Regions from separate parts of the Homo sapiens genome. Here region 1 is linked to region 2. A link is an interaction called in ENCODE POLR2A ChIA-PET data of the cell type or tissue named here. Cell type or tissue: MCF 10A. All regions are shown on one strand. Links, peaks and the distances in the headings refer to the core of each region. The heading gives the core; the rest is flanking DNA.

What was found. Peaks named below come from ENCODE experiments on the same cell type or tissue, not always from the same donor. Only the 100,000 strongest peaks of a DNase experiment are listed, where the experiment ranks them.
Region 1: POLR2A ChIA-PET joins it to region 2 with 5 read pairs; 3 of 35 experiments call an interaction of 5 or more read pairs at or near these places.

What each region holds. Positions count from the first base shown.
Region 1 is chr20:50,912,087-50,922,984 of GRCh38, reverse strand. The region is part of intron 2 of ADNP (activity dependent neuroprotector homeobox); the gene reads left to right. It also overlaps the pseudogene PSMD10P1. Among named protein-coding and RNA genes, the nearest start is that of ADNP-AS1, 13 kb to the left of the region's middle. RefSeq lists a silencer at 10,848-10,898. In MCF 10A, for the core only: no CTCF peak of the experiment used is centred there; DNase peaks (open chromatin) are centred at 3,194, 6,524 and 8,834.
Region 2 is chr20:50,987,506-50,998,403 of GRCh38, reverse strand. No RefSeq gene overlaps it. Among named protein-coding and RNA genes, the nearest start is that of KCNG1, 30 kb to the left of the region's middle. RefSeq lists enhancers at 4,998-5,292, 7,799-8,761. In MCF 10A, for the core only: a CTCF peak has its summit at 5,226 (motif pointing left); DNase peaks (open chromatin) are centred at 5,203, 5,543 and 5,823.

The DNA of each region.
Region 1 (10,898 bases), core at 1,576-9,575, 75 kb after region 2:
GATTGTAGGTCTTGAGATCCTCTCTAGAGAGAGGGTGTTGGCCCTATACCCCGGGGAAGGGAAGTAAGGTTTCCTATATGAAGCTTTTATAAAAACCCAGGAGGGCCAGGCGCGGTGGCTCACGCCTGTAATCCCAGCATTTTGGGAGGCTGGGGGCGAGCAAATCACAAGTTTAGGAGTTTGAGACCAGCCTGGCCATCGTGGTGAAACCCCATCTCTACTAAAAATACAAAAAAAATTAGCTGGGTTTAGTGGTGGGGGCCTATAATCCCAGCTACTCAGGAGGCTGAGGCTGGAGAATTGCTCAAACCCGGGAGGCAGAGGTTACAGTGAGGCGAGATTGCACCACTGCACTCCAGCCTGGGGGACAGAGTGAGATTCTGTCTTTAAAAAAAAAAAAAAAAAACGCAGGAGGACTGGGTTCAGAGAGCTTCCAGATAGTTGAACACACCTGGAGGGTGGCGCCCCCAGAGAGGGTATGGAAGCCCAGTGCCCTTACGCATTTCTTTATCTGTACTTTTTATAATAAACCGGTAAACATAAGTGTTTCCCCAAGTTTTGTGAGATGCTCCAGCAAATTAATAGAACTCAAGGAGGGGGTCTTGGGAACCCCAGCTTGAAGTGTCAGTCAGAAGTTCTGGAGGCCCAGACTTACAGTTGGAGTCTGAAGAAGGAGAGAGCAGTTTTGGGGACTGAGCCCCCATCTTGTGGAATATGACACTGTATCCAGGTAGACAGTGTCAGAACCAAATTAGAGGATACTCAGCTGGTGTCCGCTGCTTGGGAAAAAACCCTACACGTTTGGTCACAGAAGACAACTTCACGACTTCTGTGTGGTGTGAGGGCAGAGGAAAAACAAAGTTTGAGAGTTTTCCCCTAAAGCACCCCTTAAGGGCTACTTGTGAATTATTTCCCTTTTTCACATTGATCTTAAGCCAGATTGTCCACTTACAGCGACAGCAAGTGGCTGTATGCCTGTGGAGTTCTTATGTAGGCAGTGGAGTGCTAGAATCACTCTTTATGCTGTGTCCCTGCCTTGCTGCAATACCTGTTTAGAGTGAAGTAAACTGGGAAGTGCTCCTCACCTCACACTCTCCCTAAATCTAAATTGGTATATTATAAAGTATCCTCAGTCTGTTTTTCTTGTTTAAGTACCGAGGCATCTTCCCCCGCTTTCAAATACAATTTTAGGTGAACTCTTAAATTGATGAAGGGTCGGGGGGCCAGACCTCTGGCTGCCCAGCTTTCACCTTGTCCCTCAGGCATCATCTTCCCTCTGTTTGTATACATATCTTAAACTCTTAGAGGAGTTCAGCCTGAAAACAACTGGTTCTACTGGTGTACTGGAAATTCTGGTGGTCACTGCTAGAATTCTTGCCTGAAATCTGAATACGGAAAGTATCAGGATAAGCAGCAACACAGTAGCAGTTTTCCAGTTGTGGGCACCAGTCTTGTAGTCTGAAAATCTTCCTAAAAGACCAGTGACTCCACATATTTTTTAAAACTTAAGATACGCAAAATCTAGATGACACCTTTATGTTTCTACATAACTGTAAGTCACCTGGGTTTATTTAAGATAGTTGCAGATGTTCAGTTGCCTAAATATTTTAAGTGTCACTGAGCTTGTTAAGAATATGCAAACCTGAGTATGAATGGCTCACACAGATGTAAAATATTGTATAAAAACACTACTGTGCATGATGCATTGTAATGTGTACAGGAACAGATGTTGTTATGGCAACCACATCTGATTCTCAGTCATAATAGTTTGAGCTTTTTGGAGAGGTTATGCCCTGGTGTGAACTCAGAATTTTGAAAGTGATTATTTTAGTATCTCATCTGGTTTAAGGTGATAATGGTAACTGACTTAAGCATTAACTTGCATCATCTCATTTAATCCTTCTGCCATTAAAACAATGAGATAGTGTCCTTCTGCTTATGCCATAAGAAAACAGACCTCTAGAGGTTAAATAACATGTGTAGGATCACAAAGCTTGTAAGTGGCAGAGCAAGGATTTAAATACAGATCTGTCTAACTGTAGGGTGGACCACTGCATCTTTATTTTCTAGCAAAGAAAAGCTTTACTGTGCTATGTCACCCTACCTCTTGTTAAGGAGGTTTGAAGTTATAAGGTACAAATTTTTTACATATGGCTGATAGGTAAGTTTTTGTCCAGGAAAATAGTATTATTAGCACAAATTTTGACTTAGGCTATAAGCTTCACCTGTGAACCTTTTCTTTTCCCCTCGTTTTACTCTTACCCCAGTATCCTATTATCTCATACCTAAGGCAGTGATGGTTTCTCAGACCTCTTAGATTGAGAAGATGTGGCATGGGTGTAAGGTCCCTCAGGTAATTCTGAGGGTTGGGTAGGTCTGGTATCTACTCTTTTACTTAATTGACTTCCTCCAGGCTTTTTTTTTTTTTTTAATGGAGTCCAGGCTGGAGTGCAGTGGCGCGATCTCAACCTCTGCCTCCTGGGCGCAAGAAATTCTCCTGCCTCAGCCTCCCGAGTAGCTGGGATTACAGGCGCTGGCCACCACACCGAGCTCATGTTTGTATTTTTAGTAGAGATGGGTTTCACCATGTTGGTCAGGCTTGTCTCAAACTCCTGACCTCAAGTGATCTGTCTGCCTTGGCCTCCCAAAGTGCTGGGATTGCAGGCATGAGCCACTGCTTTCTTTTTCTTTCTTTCTTTCTTTTTTTTTTTTTTTTTTTTTTGGAGGTGGAATCTCGCTCTGTTGCCCAGGCTGGAGTGCAGTGACTGCAACCTCCGCCTCCCGGATTCAAGCAATTTTTCTGCCTCAGCGTCCTGAGTAGCTGGGATTACAGGCGCACACCACCACGCCCGGCTAATTTTTGTATTTTTAGTAGAGATGGGGTTTCACCATATTCGCCAGGCTGGTCTCGAGCTCCTGACTTCGTGATCTGCCCATCTTGGCCTCCCAAAGTGCTGGGATTTCAGGCATGAGCCACCACACCCGGCCTGGATTAATCCTCTTAAAGTGCCATTAGAATCATGTCCCTTCTGTACTTCGTTACCTGCAGCATCTCCTCGGTGCCTACCAGACATGGCAGCAGACTCCAGCTTCACATTCAAGATCCCCATCCTATCCTCACCCTGCCTTTCCAATCATGTCGTTCCTTGTTACTCAGAAGCTTGACATAGCAACCATTCTGACTCAGTGGAGTTGAGCAAGAAGTTCCTAGAACACCTTGCTTTCCGGCCTCTGGAACTGCGCCAGAAGTCTTTTGCAGTAAATGCAGATTCTTCACCTAAGTTAATGGCCCCAACTCAGCAGCTGTTGCCACCCTCCCTGCTGAGAATGAACTAAACATGAAGCCTCCTAGGATTTAGTTTGTGACACATCTGATACATCGCCTCTTTTACTGCAAATATTTATTGGATGTCATATCTGTAAGCCTTTTCTAGGCAGAGATTCATTCATTCTGTCTGAATTTATTGAGTGCCTGCTTTGTTCTAGTCATTGACATAGATGATAGAGATACAGCAGGGAAAAAAACCAAAGTTCCAGGGTCTCCCTTTGTAACGCAGGCTGGAGTATAGTGGCACCATCATAGCTCACTGCAACTCAAGCCATTCTCCCACCTCAGCCTCCCAAGTAGCTGGGACTATAGGCATGCACCATCACACCTGGCTTTTTACATATATATATATATATATATATATACACTTAAATATATGTATTTTTTCAGGCTGGTCTTGAACTCTTGGGCTCAAGCAATCCTCCCACCTCAGCCTTCCAAAGTGCTGGGAGCTGTGAGCTACACCTGTGAGATGGCACCCTTGTCCTGCTGCATATTTTAAGAGTTCTGTTTAGTCCATCAATTGAGGTCAGGAAAATGAACGTGCTGAAAGATAATATGTAATGATAATAATTTGTAGACATAAATGCCAGCCGTGTCTGTTAACTATTTCAGGTGATATTGTACTAAATCTCTGAAATCACCTGTGATGAACTTTTAAAATAAATAAAACTTTTAAGTCACAGTGTGATTATAATTTTTGTATAATTGGTAGGTAATGTGATGAACCAGGCTGTTTATTTACCATTAGATTGTTGGTTTGCTATAAATGAACTACACCAGCATGAGAGAAAACAAAACTTCCTTAAAGTGCTAAAATTAAATTTTTCATCATTCTGTTACCTTTCAAAAGCTTTCCATTTCATTTTTCCCAGGACCTCTCCTCTTGTTCTTCTACTTTTGTAGCGGAAACTGAAGGTAATTTGAAATTTTAACACATGGGAATTCTCTGAAGATCTTTTCTCTACTGCCACATGCTCAAGTTTGCAAAACAAGGTAGTTGAACGTCTCACTGAAGTAACCCAGCTGTACTAAATCTATTAGTTAAGGCAGAGTGAATCAGGGCCTTCATTGCCAAAAGTAATATAATATCCTGTTCCTGGCCTCTTGGAGTGGAGCAGATTTGCCAATAACGTGAACACTCTACCATTTTTTTTTCTTTAAGTACTTAAAGGTTTTGGGGCCACCTAGGTTCCATTAATGTATTACCACTCATATTAAATGATTATAGTGTCAAAAATGGTCTGGAAATTTGTATAGACCTTCAAAATGCTGTGTTACATCCACGGTTTGTTCTAGAGGTTCTCTCCTTTTCTGGGTAATATTAACAAATGCTTAAGATTCACATTTTGGTAAAGAGATCCATCAGTGATAAATGCCCCTGATTTTGAACCCAGACCACCCTGCTGTTGAAATTATAAGCAGACTTTGTCTCCTTCCCTAATCAATACTGCTGCCTTAAATTTCCCAGTAGCCACTTTAAAAAAAAAGAATGTGTTTATTTTTAATTGTTGTAAAGTATACATAAACTTTACCATTTTAGCCTTTTTTAATCTTGCAGAACTGAAACTCTATACCTGTTAAACAATAACTCCTCTTTTCTTCCTTTACCCAGCCCCTGGCAACCACCATTTTACTTTTCTGTTGCTATGAATTTGTTTATTCTAAGTACCTCATGAGTGGAATCATACAATATTTGGCCTTTTGTGATTGATTTTATTCATTTAGTATAATGTTTTCAAGGTTCATGTTGGAACATGTGTCGGTACTTTATTCTTTTTCATGGTTCAATCATATCCCATTATGTGGATATGACCACATTTCATTTATCATCAGTTGATTTCAGTTGTTCCTATTTTGGGGGTATTATGAATAATACTGCTGAGAATATTGATACACGAGTTTATGTGTGGTCCTGTGTTCCCGCTTCCCAATTGCTTATGTAACTTTTTGGACTTTTACTGTTCTCCCAGTTTGACTGGAGCCTGGAGGTAGTTGAGAACAGACCAGGCTCCTACCAACTCCCTCCTTTGAAAAAAAGGAAGCGTCTAGTTTCCCAAGGGACTTTCAGAAGAACATGCTTAGAGTATTCACAATGGGAAGATAATAAAGGGGAGACATAGGATACATCTGTTTTTTGAAAAGCTGGCCTGTTATTTAAGAATACCAAGGTTGTGGTTTTCATTTTACAAGATATTACCATTATGATTTGCATAGAAAGAGATTCTTCAAATGTGACTATCTAGTGACTCTTGGCCTCCATGGTGATGGTAAGAGTGATTTAAGACAAGTGTCCTTAGAGCTGAATTCTTCTCTGGATGTGATGGAATCATCTGACTGACTTGAGATACGTACAGATTCTTAATTTCTGTGTTGCTGCTTCAGCTGGTTTGGCTGAGCCTTTTAATTTTTGAAGACCATTTCAACCTTGGGTATTGAAGTTCTGGCACTTTCAGATGTACGTAGGGAACATGCTGCTGTTTGTTTTTAGTGAATGCCAAAGATAGAGTTTGGTCTGCATGGGTAGTGACAGGAGTGCTGCATCTCAGGTCTGGAGGGTGGCTTCAAGACCCAGCTCGCTCATGGGCAAGCAGTTGCTTCACCTCAGCTGCTAATTTGTAGGATGAGAAGAGTTTAGATTAGGCAGCTCCTAGGTTCTTTCAGTGATTGAGAGTGCTGCTTTTTCATAACAGATTTCTGTTGATGGTGTGATTTGGAAGATGAATCTCAATCTTTTGACTTTCCTAAGGCCTGCACTGGACACTTGTTTTTTAGTTTTTGGTTTTGTTTTGTTTTTCCCCCTCATTTCAGAAACAGAATGCTTGTGTTCCTGCAGTTGAGGAGACCCTGAAGACTGGTGATTGTTACTTAGATTCCATCCAAACTATCTTTTTCCTCATCAGCTGAACAAGCTAATTCTGAAAAGGCACTGCATATTTTTAAAAATATTTTTTATGTCATATGTATGAAGTGGATGCCACTGACACAAATGTATTTTTCAGGAGCATTAATTGAAAAATAATGTCCAGAATTAGAGTATTGTTGTCTCACTCGACCATCTCCTGAATATGTCACATCCGAATAACAGTTTATCCAGGGAACTAGGGAGACTGACAAGCTGGAGCTTATCCTTTGGAGAGTGGCCTATGAGATCATGGAAGGAATGGTGAGAAGAACTGATCCTGGTTAACTGGGAGAAGAGGGGCGTGTCTTAAAGTTTTGAAAGGCTGTCATGTGACTAGGGAATTTATAGCCTGAGAGCTATGGGCAGGTTACACAGCGTTGTAAAGCATAAACTTGTGAACAGAAGCTGTCCAGTGTGGAATGAGCTGCCTGATGGGATTTTGTGCGCCCTCTTACTTGAGGTGATCAGGCAACAATCTTTCAGAGCATCTTTTTTTTTGTAGAAAGGATTCACACATGTTGATGGAAGGTGACAAAAAATATTACTTTGACTAAACGTTTTTGTAAAGAATGCTATATTTAGATAAATACCATCTTTCGCCTTGCATAAATTTACACTCCTAACTAAAGAAATAGTTATAAAAAATATAAATAATTGATAACAGTTAAAAACTTGAAGAAAATCAGTGTTTATTTTTGGAGGCAGTTTTGTATTTGGTTATCTTTTATTATCAAACTGGGAGAATAGTAAAAGTCCAATGAAGTTAGTAAGAATAGAAGAATACAGAAACTGGTTACATTTCCTGCCTGCTTATCTTTATTAAGAGTGTTATAATATGATTATCCTAGGCAATATAATTGATGTTCATTATTCAGATTTAGCTTTCAGTACATACGTGTGTCATCATTTGCAAAGTAGTTTTCTTTCTTATCTTCCTGGTTCTCTAATTCCCTCACCCCCCTTTTTAGCCTCAGTACTACTGTACATTTTCTAGTAAACTTAAGGAAAGAGGATACTAAACTTTATTTTCTTACCTCTGTCTTGCTGCACAGTTTTATCTGCTAATCCAGAAGAACATTCTGCCCCTGGATAGTCAGAATTACGTGTTTTGTGGATTGGGGAGGGAGGGGAGGAAAAGGAGGAGGCATCAGAGCTGCCTTTCTATGAAGAGTTTCCGGCATCTGGAAGCTCTTTTGCCCAAGCTTATAGGAGAATGGAAATCAGCTACCTCTGTTCAGGGCGGTGTATTTTAGAAAAAGATTGAGTGGGGTGATTGTTTCCAGTCTGGCTGTAGGCTCTCAATCTTAAAGCTGTGTAAGATTAATTTTTTAAAATGCAAATATATAAACCTTTTTGCAACTGGTTTGATTTAAATGTAGGGCTTAATGGCACATGTAAAGCAAATAAAGTATGTTCACTACTTCAGATGCAAATCCTAAAATAGGAAGAATAAGGGCTTATTGGCTATAAGAAGAAATAGGGTTTTACCGTGACCACAGTTTTTGACTCAATGAGTGATATAGACAGGTATTAAATATGTTGCTGAGGTAAAGGCAGGAAGGAAAGAAAATGCACAAATACAAGAATGATGTTTTTTTCTTTCAACATTTTATTTTTTAGTTTCTGAAATACAAATCAGAATACATTTTGTTACATAATCATTTTAACAAGCTTGACATTTTTTCAATGTAAGCTGACTCGATATAGGTACTTTAAAACTTCCTTTTTAAAAAACCATACGTTTTATCTTGGCAAATAGCTCATCAAAAAAAAAATACACGTGTACATGGGAAGTTGTTTTTCATTATTTTCTAGCACAACCCCCAACTTAAAATTTGGTCCACTGAAATACGTAAATATTCCTCCTATCACAAAAATAAAATCTCATGGTTGGGGAAAAAAACAACTGTCTGGCATAGGCCTGAGTGAGCTTGAGAAACAAGTTAGGATGTTTAACTGTATGGAGGAACATCACGGAGTCCACCTAGAACCATCTAGCAGAACGACTAGCCTGTTGCTATTGGAGCTATTCTATTTCAGAGACTGATACAAGGTGCATGCTCGGAGGTTGCTGAAGATTAACAACAGCCACGGAATCACTTACTCAGAATTAGCCGAAATTCAGTATACAAGAATATGTGACAACAGTAGAACAGTCAGCAGTTACTCAGTGCCCAGAAAGCAAGCCGTAAGTTTAGAATAAGAACCTCAGCAGGAACAATAGTCAACATGTTTATAAGACTTTGAAGGTGAGAAAACATTTGTAGATGATGTCCTGTGCCCAAGTATGTTAGTTTCCAGGACACTGGGGACAGCATCACAACATAGAAAGTAAGAAGAAATCCAAGCTGTTTAACCTTCTACCATTCTCTTGAGTACTAAACCCAGGGCACCTTTGGCCACTTGTGGGGTTTCTTTTCTTCTTTATTCTCTATGTAAATATTGCTCCTTGGGACACCAGCAGTTTTGCTTCTTCCACTCTTATCACAGACTAAGTGTGGAGGAGTGTTACCCTCAGTGTCTTGGATGATTGTGGATGCTTTGTAGTACAGAAGGATATGAATCATCTTGAAGTTACCCTTGGCTGTGGCCTGGTGCTTTGCTGTAGCCTCATAATGATCCTTACCATCTGGATTAGCCCCACCTTCTAGTAACATGAGAGCAATCTCATGCCTGTTTTTGGAAGCTGCATGATGTAGGGGAGTAGAGCCATTTTGATTGACAGCATTCACTTGAGCACCTTTTCCCAGAAGGGCTTTTACAGTCTCATTCTGGCCAGCACAAACAGCAGTCTGAAGAGGAGACCAATCTCGCATAGTCTTTATCATTCACTGGCACTCCAAGTTGAAACAAAAATTCAATAATTTATGTATGTATGGCTGAGCATGCCCAATGCAATGCACTTCTGTCCTGGTCAGTTCTCATAGCCAGGGGTTTATTGGCCAGAATCCTCTCCTTCACCTCCTCCAGCTTCCCTCTGTAGGCCAAGTTGCAGACCATAAGTTTAGACACACACCCGTCTGTTTTGCTTTCCCAGGATTGATGTTTTCTTTCTGATTAGTTTTTATCTTAACAGGTACTAAATGTTTCCACAGAGACATAACAAAATCTGTTCTTTAAATAAATAAAATTATCGTCACAGGTAGCAGTTAACTGATGCTTTGATTCTGTTCATGAGAGTCAAATGCTTGTCCCTCTTAGAAAATTGCCAGCATAACTTAACATTTTTTAGTTAGATCATTGGTTTAAGGAAACTTCAAAAATCTTACTCTTAAACCCCAGTGGGGGTTATAAGAGATATATAAAAATTCTTGCATCAGCATCAATTGGAATAATTTAAATATCAAGGATCTGAAATTCTTACATAGTAACTTGGGTTGATGTTATCAAAAAATGAAATTGTTTATATTGTAGTAGCCTGATTGTCTTCCTAATTTTTATTAACTTAGAAAATACAGATACCTTTTTTTTTTTTTTTTTTTTTTTTTTTTTTTTTTTTTTGAGACAGAGTCTCACTCTTGCCCAGGTTGGAGTGCAGTGGCGTGATCTCTGCTCACTGCAATCCCCACCTCCTAGGTTCAAACGATTCTCAGGCCTCAGCCTCCCAAATAGCTGGGATTACAGGTATGTGCCACCATGCCCAGCTAATTTTATTGTATTTTTAGTAGAGATGGGGTTTCGCCATGTTGGCCAGGCTGGTCGTGAATTCCTGGCCTCAAGTGATCACCCTCCTTGGCCTCCCAAACTGCTGGGATTACAGACATGAGCCATGGCGCCCATCCTGACAGCTGCCGTTTTCTTCACTAGTAATAGCGTCATTCCTAGCCCTTGATTCCACACTCTTCTCTTCTCCCAACCCCAGGTAAAAGATAATCCCAGAGAGACTGTGTTTTTCTTTACAACTTTAGGGTAGAAATGTTTTTTTAAAAATCACAGTGTGAACTTTATTTTCTGATCCTTTAGGTTTACTGTGGATTCCCTATCACTTCATACTTTGATCAGACTAATAATAATTGGTGAAGATTTTCAGTAAACTATCAGAATTCTGCTATAGCCATCAAACTTCATGCTTTGGTTTGATTGCCCACTAGGCCCAGATTCTACATTTCAGTAACCTGCCACTTTTGCATAAATTTGCGTCATGGGCTTAGTTTAGATGAGTAACTATTTCGTGGAGGTACTTGGGGGCAGGGAACCTTTTTTTCTTTCAACCTGAGCACCTCTAGTTTTTATCTTTTTTATATTTCACCTAAGATTCCTTTGGAAACGGGTTTCACAGCTTTTAAAAAATAAAAAGTTTGAAGCTAGGCGCAGTGGCTCACACCTGTAATCCCAGCACTTTGGGAGGCCAAGACAGGCAGATCACTTGAGGTCAGGAGTTCGAGACCAGCCTGGCCAACATGCTGAAACCCCATCTCTGCTAAAAATATAAAAAAAATTAGCCCAGCCTGGTGGCGCGTGCCTGTAATCCCAGCTACTCGAGAGGCTGAGGTGGGAGAATCGCTGGAACCTGGGAGGCAGAGGTTGCAGTGAGCTGAGATTATGCCACTGGGTAACAGAGGGAGACTCCGTCTCAAAAAAAATAAGGTTTGAAAATCACTAGTTTAGGCTAAGTGCAGCTTATGTTTAGGTGTTAACCAGGAAGAAGTAAGGATCCTTGTGTAG
Region 2 (10,898 bases), core at 1,513-9,512:
CCATGGTCGGCTTATAGTTGGTGCTCAATAAATATTTGCAGGATAAGTGAATCTGTGAATCCCTTACTTCTGTCCAGAGCACTCCAAAATACTTACATGCATCAGCCATATTTGTTCACATATACGGTGGCATGAATTTTATTAAGATCCATGCCTATTTACAGATGCCACAATTATGGCAGGCAAACAACTCCTCCCCCAACAGATCACCTAATGATTTCTGCTGGGAAACAGCCTCCAACGTGTGAGGTTAGTCCTCCATCAACATTCTTGTATTTTGAATCAAATGTATGAAAAGATACAGCGGGACTTGTGTTTGCAATCACAAAACACAGCCTGAAAGATTTCTTATTTCTTTTCAGAAAGGAGTGTGCCTTTCACCCAAATGACCTGTAAAAGTCCAAGCTCAATTTGTTGAAATAAATGTAAAACCACCAACTGGTCTTGTTTAAAAAAAAAAAAAAAAAGCAAAAATGCCAGGACTATCTCCTGGGTCTGTGTTATTTGGTAGCTGTCGTTATTCTACCACATTTGTAATTGAGACTCAACAAAGTAGTAACAAGTCCATTTAACAGGGGGCCAGAATGGCTGCTAAATGTACGGAGGCTGCTTCTCCATCAAGATGATTAAATGGGAAATGCCTCACCTTAGAAGCTCAGGGGTCTTTTGCAATTGCCATAAAAATTACTCAGCAGTGGCACTCAACCACCCTGTCTGGAGACTGTCATGGGGAAGGGAGGGGAGGCAGTGGAAATAAAGCGAGACCTTTGTTCTGTTGCCCTCTGCTATTGAATCTCATCCCATCCAAGCTGCTGGGCTGTGGTTGGCTTTCAACAGAGACTAAATTGGGAGGTTCAGCTGAAAGCAAATCTCTGATTGATAGTCTTCCAGGAAAGACTTCCAGTAGACCTATCAGCCTCCTCCACAAGCCCAAAGCAACAGCTGGTGTTTGCCCAGAATCTCGGGGCAGGGTCTGGGAGAGCGATGAGTGTGTCTCTGCAGGAGGACCTGCCCATCTCTCCTACGCAATTCTCACATACTCACCTGCAGGAACCAGGGAAAGATCTAGAGGGGAAACAAGTAAAACCCCTTATGTCTGCAGAATTGTTATCTGCACTGGGACTTCTGGATACCCTGGTGCTTGGAGGGCAGACTCTGCTGGCTGCCTGCAAGAAACCTGTTCACCCTTCTTCCCCACAAACAGGCCCTTCGTTTGTCCCAGGTTTCAGTGTGCTCAGTCCCAGCGTTTATGCCAACTGAGGTAATCCCATTCCCTTTACCAGTGAGTCATCAGGGATGAGAAGTGACCCAGTCTCGGCTAATAAGACCTTAGAGGAAGCTGGCCTGAGATCACTAGGTGCTGGGGAAACTTTCCCTCTGTAAACAGCAAGCCTTTGCACCCCTTTCTGCCTTGGGTGCTTTTGAGAGAGGACAAGGGTCGAAGAAGCTGTGGGGACCCTGCCCGGTGCACCCAGCAGCCCCCTTCTGTGTTGTCATAACTCCCAGCAGCCTCTTCTCTGACAGGAACCAAAGCATCCAGAGATGCCTGGGATGTCAAGTCCCCACCTCACCAGGGCAGCTCATGGCAATGACTGATGGCCACAGGGGGGCAAGTCTTCAGACCCCGCCTCAAGGTGGAGCTTAGTCTGCAACTCTGATCACACTTGGTGCTCCCTGGGGATGAGGCTCCAGCGAAGCTCCCGCTGAGACCACATCTTTGCTTCACTTCTTCCCCTGCCCCATCCTGCCTCCCTCCTCCTTTACAGGATTCTCCTAAGAGCACTCCCTCAATTCACAGCATTCACTTGAATCCTCACCTAACATGCACATGAAACCCCACCCCACCCAAATCCCCAGCTAGGGGATTTGCAGAGAGTCTGACCCAAGATGACAAGAGCTGTATCTGGATAGTCACACTTGTGACTGGAGACAGCCAGTGGGAGGAAGGAAACCTAACATGCTAAGGGTGGTGGATCTGAGGATGCAAAGAGCCTACTGGGTCCGTGAAGATAGCATTGAGCTGCTGAACTCACCCAGATACTGCCCACCTCCAGACAATGCTTGTCTCTAGGATTTTAGCTACTGCTAATGAGGGAGACCAACTACCTTAGTTTGCCCAGGACTAAGAGAGTTTCCCAGGATGCTTCATCTCACATTTAATATTTCACGTGAAAATTAGAAAAGGCATACAAAAACCAGGATGAGTTGCTCACCCTACTGCTAGTCAGGCATTCTCCGCTTGTAGCCAGAGGCATAGCCAGATGATGTGAGTATGACCCCCATTTTATAGCCGGAGAAAGGCAGACACAAGAAGCCAAGTGAGCTGAGCACCAAGGATTGCAGTGGCTCCCACCCACAATCCCAGCACTTTGGGAGGTGGAGGCAGGCGGATCGCTTGAGGCCTGGAGTTTGAGACCAGCCTGGGCAACATGGCAAAACCCTGTCTCTACAAAAAATATAAAAAGGAGCCAGGTGTGGTGGTGTGCACCTGTAGTCCCAGCTCTTGGGGAGGCTGAGGCGGGAGGATCACCTGAGCCCAGGGAGGTCGAGGCTGCAGTGAGCCTTATTGCACCACTGCACTCTAGCGTGGGCAAGAGTGAGACACTGTCTCAAAAAAAAAAAAAAAAAAAAAAAGAAGCAAAGTGTTGTTATGCAACTACATAGCCAGTTAGAGGCTGGAATTCGTAATCCAATCTTTTGACCAATCCAGGGCTCTTTGTACAACAACACTCATTTCATGAAGGAGGAGCTATTAGGCCCAGGCACAACACTGACTACCAACTTTAGTGGGTGCTGTATTTGCTCTCCCCAGCATCCATTTCCTGAGTATCTGGTGATGGGCACTGTGACGGAAACTCTAGTGGCCCATCCAACCATCCACTTCCCCCTTTCTCCTTAGTAACAGAGCCCCAGTTTTATCCAGGCACACTGCCACTGGTAATAAAGACTGTACTTTCCAGTCTCCTTTACAACAAGGTGTGTACAGATGAATAAGTCCTGGCCAGGAATTTGTAAGCAAAGTCTCGCAGGGAACTTTGAGAAGCCTCCTTAGAGGAGATGGCCCTTTTTTTTCTTCCTGTTACTGGAACATAGATGTGATTGCTGGATCTCCAATAGCCCTCTTGGACCATTCATTAGGTGACCACAAGGATAAAAGACAAGGACTGAGGGTGGGAGAACAGAAAGATGGGAGCCTGGGTCCTTGAGGACACTTTAGAGCTACCAGTCTTAGACTCCTTCCTCAAAATGGGTGTGGGGATTTTTATAGGCCCAAACAGCAAAGACTCTCTCTCTCTTCCTCTGGGAATACAGAGTCAAGGAATAGAGAGAAAAAAACTAGGTTCTAATGACAACGATAAGTCCCTAGATCCAGCAGTTCCTGAAGACATCCCTTTTCTTGAACTGTTTAGTCATGTTATCTGATAAATTCTCTTTTTACTTAAATTAGTGGGGTTGGGTTTCTGTAATTTTTACTGGCTGATACATACCCAAATCCAAATTAGAAGTCCAGGCAGCGTCCTGTGAACTTCAGCATTTTGCCTTCTGGCCTATCGACACCCTTTACAATAACAGTGTCTTAAACCTGGACTTAGCAGTCTCATCGGCCAAGCACATGGGTCTTTAGGCAGAGACAATCCACAAAATTTTCTTAATTTCGTGGTTTGCTTTCAAGACAGAATAAATTGAGAGATCCAGCAGTCACATCCGTGTTCCAGTAACAGGAAGAACAGAGAAGGGCCCTCTCTCCCACTTGAAGGAGCCACACTGAACAGCCACATACTATTATGTGAGTGGGACAAGCTAGAGCAGCAGAAAGTACGACAAGTGCTGGGACAAACAGAAGGAACGTGGGCTTTGGAGCCAGAGAACTTCAAATTTGATTCCTTGACAAGCCACTGCCTTGCGGTGTGACCCTGGGCAAGTTATTGAACCTCCCTGAACTTCTAGTTCATCCTCTTTAAAAAGGGAACAATAACATCCTCCCTGTTGGAGTGATGTGAAGATTACATGAAACAAAGCAGTACAGAAAGCACCAAGTATCTGGGCCATAGTAAGTGCTCAATAAATAGTAACTATTGTTAATAACGTCACACAAGAACTCAACAGCAACAATGAAAAGGGTCTGTTCAATTAATAGCATACGTAAGATAATGGAATATGCTTTAGCCTTATTTTGTATAACATTTCAAGGGACTTTCACACATTCCTCATTTGCCTGCAAGGCGCGGCTAATTACAAATGCATTCTCACACTTCGCTACAACAGACTTGGCAGCACCACAATTCGGAGATCTTTTCATTAGCAGTTAGGTAATGAATGTGGGGGAACTGCACTGTTGTACAATTACTCGGCATACAGATTGCATCCCTGCTTTCTCCCACCGTGGCTGCCAGAATCCCTGAGCCAGGTGGACGAGTGGCTTCCACTCTGCTGCCAGCCAGCACTGAGTGGTATGATGCACTGGAGCCCGTGCCTGGATCCTGCTTCTACCACACACTAGCTGGGTGGCCTTGAGCTAGTTACTTAACTTCTCTGAGCATTGTTTTTCTCATCTGGAAAATGGAGATGATCACTTTCCTCTGAGGGCTGCGTGAGGATGGAGAGAGAAGTAAATGAGATATGCAGCAAGGTGCCTGGCAAAGAGGATAAATACAGCAATGGTTTTTGTTTTGTTTTGTTTCTTTCCTAAAGCCATTATATTCAGCAGAACTATGTTTCCACATAGCAGAAAATCCAACTGGCTTCTGTACCAAAAAAACACTGGTGAGGGGGGTGGTTGGAGAGAGGTTATCTACAGGTTCACATAGCTGAAAAGCCCAAAGGTCCTGCCAGCTTCAGGGGCAGCTACACTGTGTCATGAGAAGTCAGTTTCTCTCCATCTCACAACTTCTGCCATGTTGGCTCCACCCTTGAGTTCCCTGTGGCGATTCTTGGCAGTTCAAGACTCTCCCCTCATGCTGACAACAGGGCTGCAGCAACCCAGCCTCTCATCTTCTCAAGTTCAAGTTCAATGGGAAAGCACAAGGTATCATTTGGGTAGCTCCTACCTAAGTCCTGGGACTCACTGTGATTGGAGCAGTTTAGACCGTGTGCCCATCCCTGAGCCAATCAGTGAGGCTATGAGAAGGCAGTGCTCTGATTGGCCAGGCCTTGGCCTATTGTCTGAAAGCGGATGAGGGATGAAAACAGTAGAGACCTAGGGGGTGTTCCTCTAGCGCCCTCTACTGAGAAAACTTAACACTGCACTCACTGTAAAGGAATGACGCTTAAAAGGAACTCCGCCCATTACGCAAAGCAGATATTGAAGGGTGACTTTGGAGCTGAGAGGCAATAAATTGATAGCTGACACACACCGTCAAGCCTGGCACTGTTGAGGCATCTGCCTGGTCAGGAGCTGCAGTCAGAGAGAAACTCACAGCTGCAGCCCAGAGCAGGGAGAGAACAGGGAGTAAATTTCCCAGCACCCATCTGCTGCTGGTATCTCCCGTTGCAAACTGAACCAGAAGGCCAAAGGCAGGGCCGAAGCCGGAAGGCAGGGCCCTTGAGTGATGCAATCCCTAAAGTCGGTCTCTCAGGGTAGAGAATGGGTCGGGGGAACAAACAGGTAATATCCAGCTCTGTAGGTACAATCATTATTCCTATTTCACAGAGGCGGCCCAGATAGGATGAGAAACTTGCCAAAGCCACAGCTGACCCAGTTCCACCATGGCTGAGCCGCCCAGTCCTGGAGCCATCCTTCCCAAGCAGCAGTGGGAGGGAGCAGGCCTGGAGGCAGTGCTCCTGCTCTCCAAAAGAACATTCCTAGAAGCTCAAATGCCAACATTGTCCCTTCCGGCAATTTCGACAAACCTGCCTCTACTTGCTCAGGAGAGAATGGGGTGGGGAGAAGTGAAGTGAGTTTTTATTTCAATCTCTTTCCAGCTGGTTGCACAGCAAGAGTTTTCCTCTTCCCTGGGACTGTCTTTCATTTGCACATTGACCAGGTTGCTGCGAGGTGAAAAGAAAGTGAGATAAAAGGAGAAGCAAAAAATGCAAAATGCAAACACATGGTACCCAAGCAGGAGGGACCAAGCAATTGAAAAACAAACTAAATAGCACCTGTGATGGGTGCTGTCTGCATGTGGTGTGTGTGGATTTTTCTTTTAATTTTTTTAAATAACTAGTGTGAGAGAATGTGTGTGGATTTTAAACAAAAATACATTCAGCAGCTGATTTTCACTGCAAGCCTGAGTCCTGGACAGTTCAGTGGAGGGAAAGCTGGCTTGTATTTGCCTTAGGAAATACAGATGTGCTTTTGGGGTGGTCACAACTTCTCTCTCCTAGTTATGGCCGGAAGTAGCTGGTTTGCAATGAGCCTGAGGGTGCTGTCAACTCTTGCTACTCAAATTGTGACCATGGACCAGCGACACCTATGCTACCTGGAAGCTTATTAAAAATGCAGATTCGGCTGAACACAGTGGCTCACGCCTGTAATCTCAGCACTTTGGGAGACCAAGGTAGGAGGATGACTTGAGGCCAGGAGTTCGAGACCAGCCTGGGCAACAGAGTGAAACCCCGTCTCTAAAATAATAATAATTAATTAATTAATTTAGTTTAAAGACAGAAATGTGGCCGGGCATGGTGGCTCACACCTGTAATCCCAGCACTTTGGGAGGCCGAGGGGGGCGGATCACAAGGTCAGGAGATCTAGACCACCCTGGTTAACACGGTGAAACCCCGTCTCTACTAAAAAAAATAAAAATACAAAAAATTAGCCCGGCGTGGCAGCGTGCGCCTGTAGTCCCAGCTACTCCGGAGGCTGAGGCAGGAGGATGCCATGAACCCGAGAGGCGGAGCTTGCAGTGAGCTGAGATCGCGCTGCTGCACTCCAGCCTAGGCGACAGAGTGAGACTCTGTCTCAAAAAAAAAAAAAAAAAACACAGAAATGCAGACTCTTAGTCCCCACCCCAGACCTGAGGGATGAGAGTCTGCATTTCCATAAGAATCCAGGTGATTGGTGCACACAGCGACATTTGAAAAGCTAGTATAAATCCACACTGGTGGGACCAGGAGCTGGCTGAGAGTAAGGTAAGGGAAGCTGAGTTTTTACTAGGATGACCAACCATTCTGGTTTTCCCAGGACATTCTTAGTTTTAGCACTCAACATCCTGTGCAAACCAGGATGATTGGTCATCCCTGCTACTGACCCAACCACCTCTGCCAGCTTCTGGGGCCCTGGTGCCTAAAATTCCCAGTGAGAAGACCCTGGCTCCCCGACTGACTAAGGCCTAACAGTCGGCTGGGTGTGGTGGCTCACACCTGTAATCCCAACACTTTGGGAGGCTGAGGTGGGAGGATTGCTTTGTTAGGAAAGTAAGAGCATAACAGGGCCAGAGTAACACCATTTTAAGTTCCGCTCCATTTGAGACTAGCAAAGCACATTCCTTGCTGGTCACCACCCATAGTCATGGGATGTTTATAGTAGAGGGAACAACTAAAGCTGCCTGCAAGGACATGCCCCTATAACAACAGAGAATCCAAATGTCCCAATACCCATAACAATATATGTTTTCTAAATAATAATAGTTATGCTTTGATGTACCCACCCAAAAATGTCAAGGATAGTTTCCTTTAACTCAATAGAATAATAAATTTTGTCATGCTGTCTGCTCACCCGCATGCAGGCATAGCTTAGTTTAGTCTTTGCATAAACAAGACCTCTATATAAGCAAAGCTTAGGCTGGGCATGGTGGCTCATGCCTGTAATCCTAGCACTCTGGGAGGCTGAGGCAGGACGATCACCTGAGGTCAGGAGTTCGAGACCAACATGGTGAAACCCCGTCTCTACTAAAAATACAAAAATTAGCCAGACGTGGTGGCATGCACCTGTAATCCCAGCACTTTGGGAGGCCTAGGCGGGTGGATCACGAGGTCAGGAGATCGAGACCATCCTGGCTAACACGGTGAAACCCTGTCTCTACTAAAAATACAAAAATTAGCCGGGCGTGGTGGCACACACCTCTAATCTCAGCTACTTGGGAGGCTGAGGCAGGAGAATGGCGTGAACCTCGGAGGTGGAACTTGCAGTGAGCTGAGATCGCGCCACTGCACTCCAGCCTGGGTGATAGAGTGAGACTCCGTCACAAAAAAAAAAAAAAAAAAAAGAGAGAGAGAGAGCAAAAAAGAAAGAAAGAAGAAAGAAAGAAAGAAAGAAAAAGAAAGAAAGAAAGAAAAAGAAAGAAAGAAAGAAGAAAGAAAGGAAGAAAGAAAAAAGGAAGGAAGGAAGGAGAGAGAAAGAAAGAAAGAAAGAAAGAAAGAAAGAAAGAAAGAAAGAAAGAAAGAAAGAAAGAAAGAAAGAAAGAAAAGCAAAGATGATGCATTCCTCTGCTTGCTTTCTGAGGACACCCTACTCTGTAACAGAGTAGCTTTCAGTAAACTCTTCCTCTCACTGCACTCTCCGACTCCCCTTGAATTCCTTCCTGTGCAAGATCCAAGAACTCTTCATTGGGGTCTGGATCAAGACTTCTTTGTCCAGTAACAGCTTGAGCCCAGGAGTTTGAGACCATCCTGGGCAACATAATGAAAACTCCTCTCTACAAATAATAAAAACAATTAGTCGGGCGTGGTGACATCTGTGGTCCCAGCTACTCAAGAGGCTGAAGTAGGAGGATGGCTTGATCTCAGGAGGTCGAGGTTGCAGTGAGCCATGGTCACACCCCTGCACTGCAGGCTGACCCTGTCTCAAAAAAATAAAAATAAAAAACATAAAGTCTAAGAGGTGTAGGGAGGCCTTGAGTTCTCTGTGGCTTGGTCCCAGCTCCCCTCCCCAGCCTCCTCCTTCTCTGCCTCTCCCTTCTCTCTTGGAAGCTCCGGGCACACAGTGGGTTTGCAATCAGCACATGAGCATGCTGAGGCAGGGAGGCCCGATCCGGAGAAGCTGCTGCTGATGGTATCGTGGTTCATGTCTAAACCTTCCAGGGTCTCTTGCTGACAGACTTGTGCACATCCTGAGGTTCCTCTGGAATGCTCTTCCCTGCCTCCTCCTGACTCCCTACTGTGCTGGCAACCCCACTCTGCACAACCGCCACTCTCCTGATGCCCACCTTGTGCCCTGCTCAGTACACACTTGCAAAGACCCACAGCCAATCCAGTGAGTGAATAGCATGCAATCAGAGGACTCATCAAACTCAGCTACCCTAAGACTTTCTTAAGCTCCCCAGTGGTTCTCAGCCCTGCTCAGGCTAGAATTTTCTGAGGGCTTTTAAAATTTATGAATGCCTGGGCCCTGATACCAGAGATTCTGGTCAAGAACCACAGAGCAGAACCCTCTGAATCCGCCAGGCGTTTCTCACCCACCCCACATTGACCCCAAAGGTCTCAGGGAACTGGGGCGGTGCAGGGGGAGGGGGATGGTTCGGAAACTCAAATGTAAAGCCACTGGGCCCACACTGGCAACCCGCATGTGTGAATCGAAGGCTATCAGGAAATAGAGGCTGCCGGGGCTGGAGCCCAAAGGCTGTCAACATGGCAGCCTAAGCAATGTATGTTCAAAGGACAGCAATGCAGGTGGCTAAGAAAGAGCTGCATCACCTTTCGGAGCCTCAGTTTCCTCCTCTGTAAAATGGGCATGCAAATGATAATGCCCACCTCAGCCGGGTGCGGCGGCTCACACCTGTAATCCCAGCACTTTGGGAGGCCGAGGCGGGCGGATCACTTAAGGTTGGGAGTTCGAAACCAGCCTGACCAACGGGGATAAACCCCATCTCTACTAAAAATACAAAATTAGCCAGGCGTGGTGGTGCATGCCTGTAATCCCAGTTACTCAGGAGGTTGAGGCAGGAGAATCACTTGAACCCGGGAGTCAGAAGTTGCGGTGAGCCAAGATCACGCCATTGCACTCCAGCCTGGACAACAAGACCGAAACTCCATCTCAAAAAAAAAAAAAAAAAAAAAAAAAGTGAACCCCTCGCAGCACCAGGCCTGTATTCCCACTGGCTCAGCTGATGGGCACGGGCTGTCCCTTGACTCACTGTCCCAGCAGCTAGGGGCAGTCCCCGTCACTGCCTGCTCTCCAGCCAGTGTGTCTTTTGTAGCTGCTTAGGGCTGTGATCCTTCTTACAGTAGAAAAACCTTCCTCTATTCTTATGGTTCTAACCCAAAGTGAGAAAATGAAAGTCATTGGAGAGAGCATGTGTTTCTTTACCCCACACCTTCTTAATTCATTTACATTCCCTGTGTGACCCCTGGTTTATATGACAGAAGGAAAGAGGAGTTTCCTTGTAAATGCAAAAAAAAAAAAAAAAAAAAAGCCTTAGAGTTCCTTGGGCCACAACACATGCTATATGCATGTTCATTCACTTCCCTGCTTTAGAGCTCATGTATGCCCAGACTGGTTAATGTGCCAGAAACAGGCATTCCTATACTCCTAACTAGACTCGGGAAGCGGCTGGCTCAACCTAGATTGCAATGGCCTGGATGGCTTGGCAGAAGTAGTGTCTGTTCCTTGTCCTTCACCTCCACCTACTGGTCCTTTCAAGAACTACAACCTTGGGTCAAAACCAAGCTCTCCCCTCTGACGCTGCTTGTAAATACCCACGTTTGTACATTTCTACAAAGGAAAAAGGAAATGTTCTTTTGGACCGTCCGTATCGGCAGGAGAAAATCATTCAGGCCGCCTCTAACAGCTGGTCTATGCCATCCTTAGGCACTTGGTGGGATCTCTTCACAATAGTTTTATGGTTTCAACTTCGAATCAGAAGTCAATCCCAGCCGGACACGGTAGCTCATGCCTGTAATCCCAGCCCTTTGGGAGGCCGAGGTGGGCAGACCACATGAGGTCAGGAGTTCGAGACCAGCCTGACCAACATAGTGACACCACATCTCTACTAAAAATACAAAAATTAGCCAGGCTTGAGGGC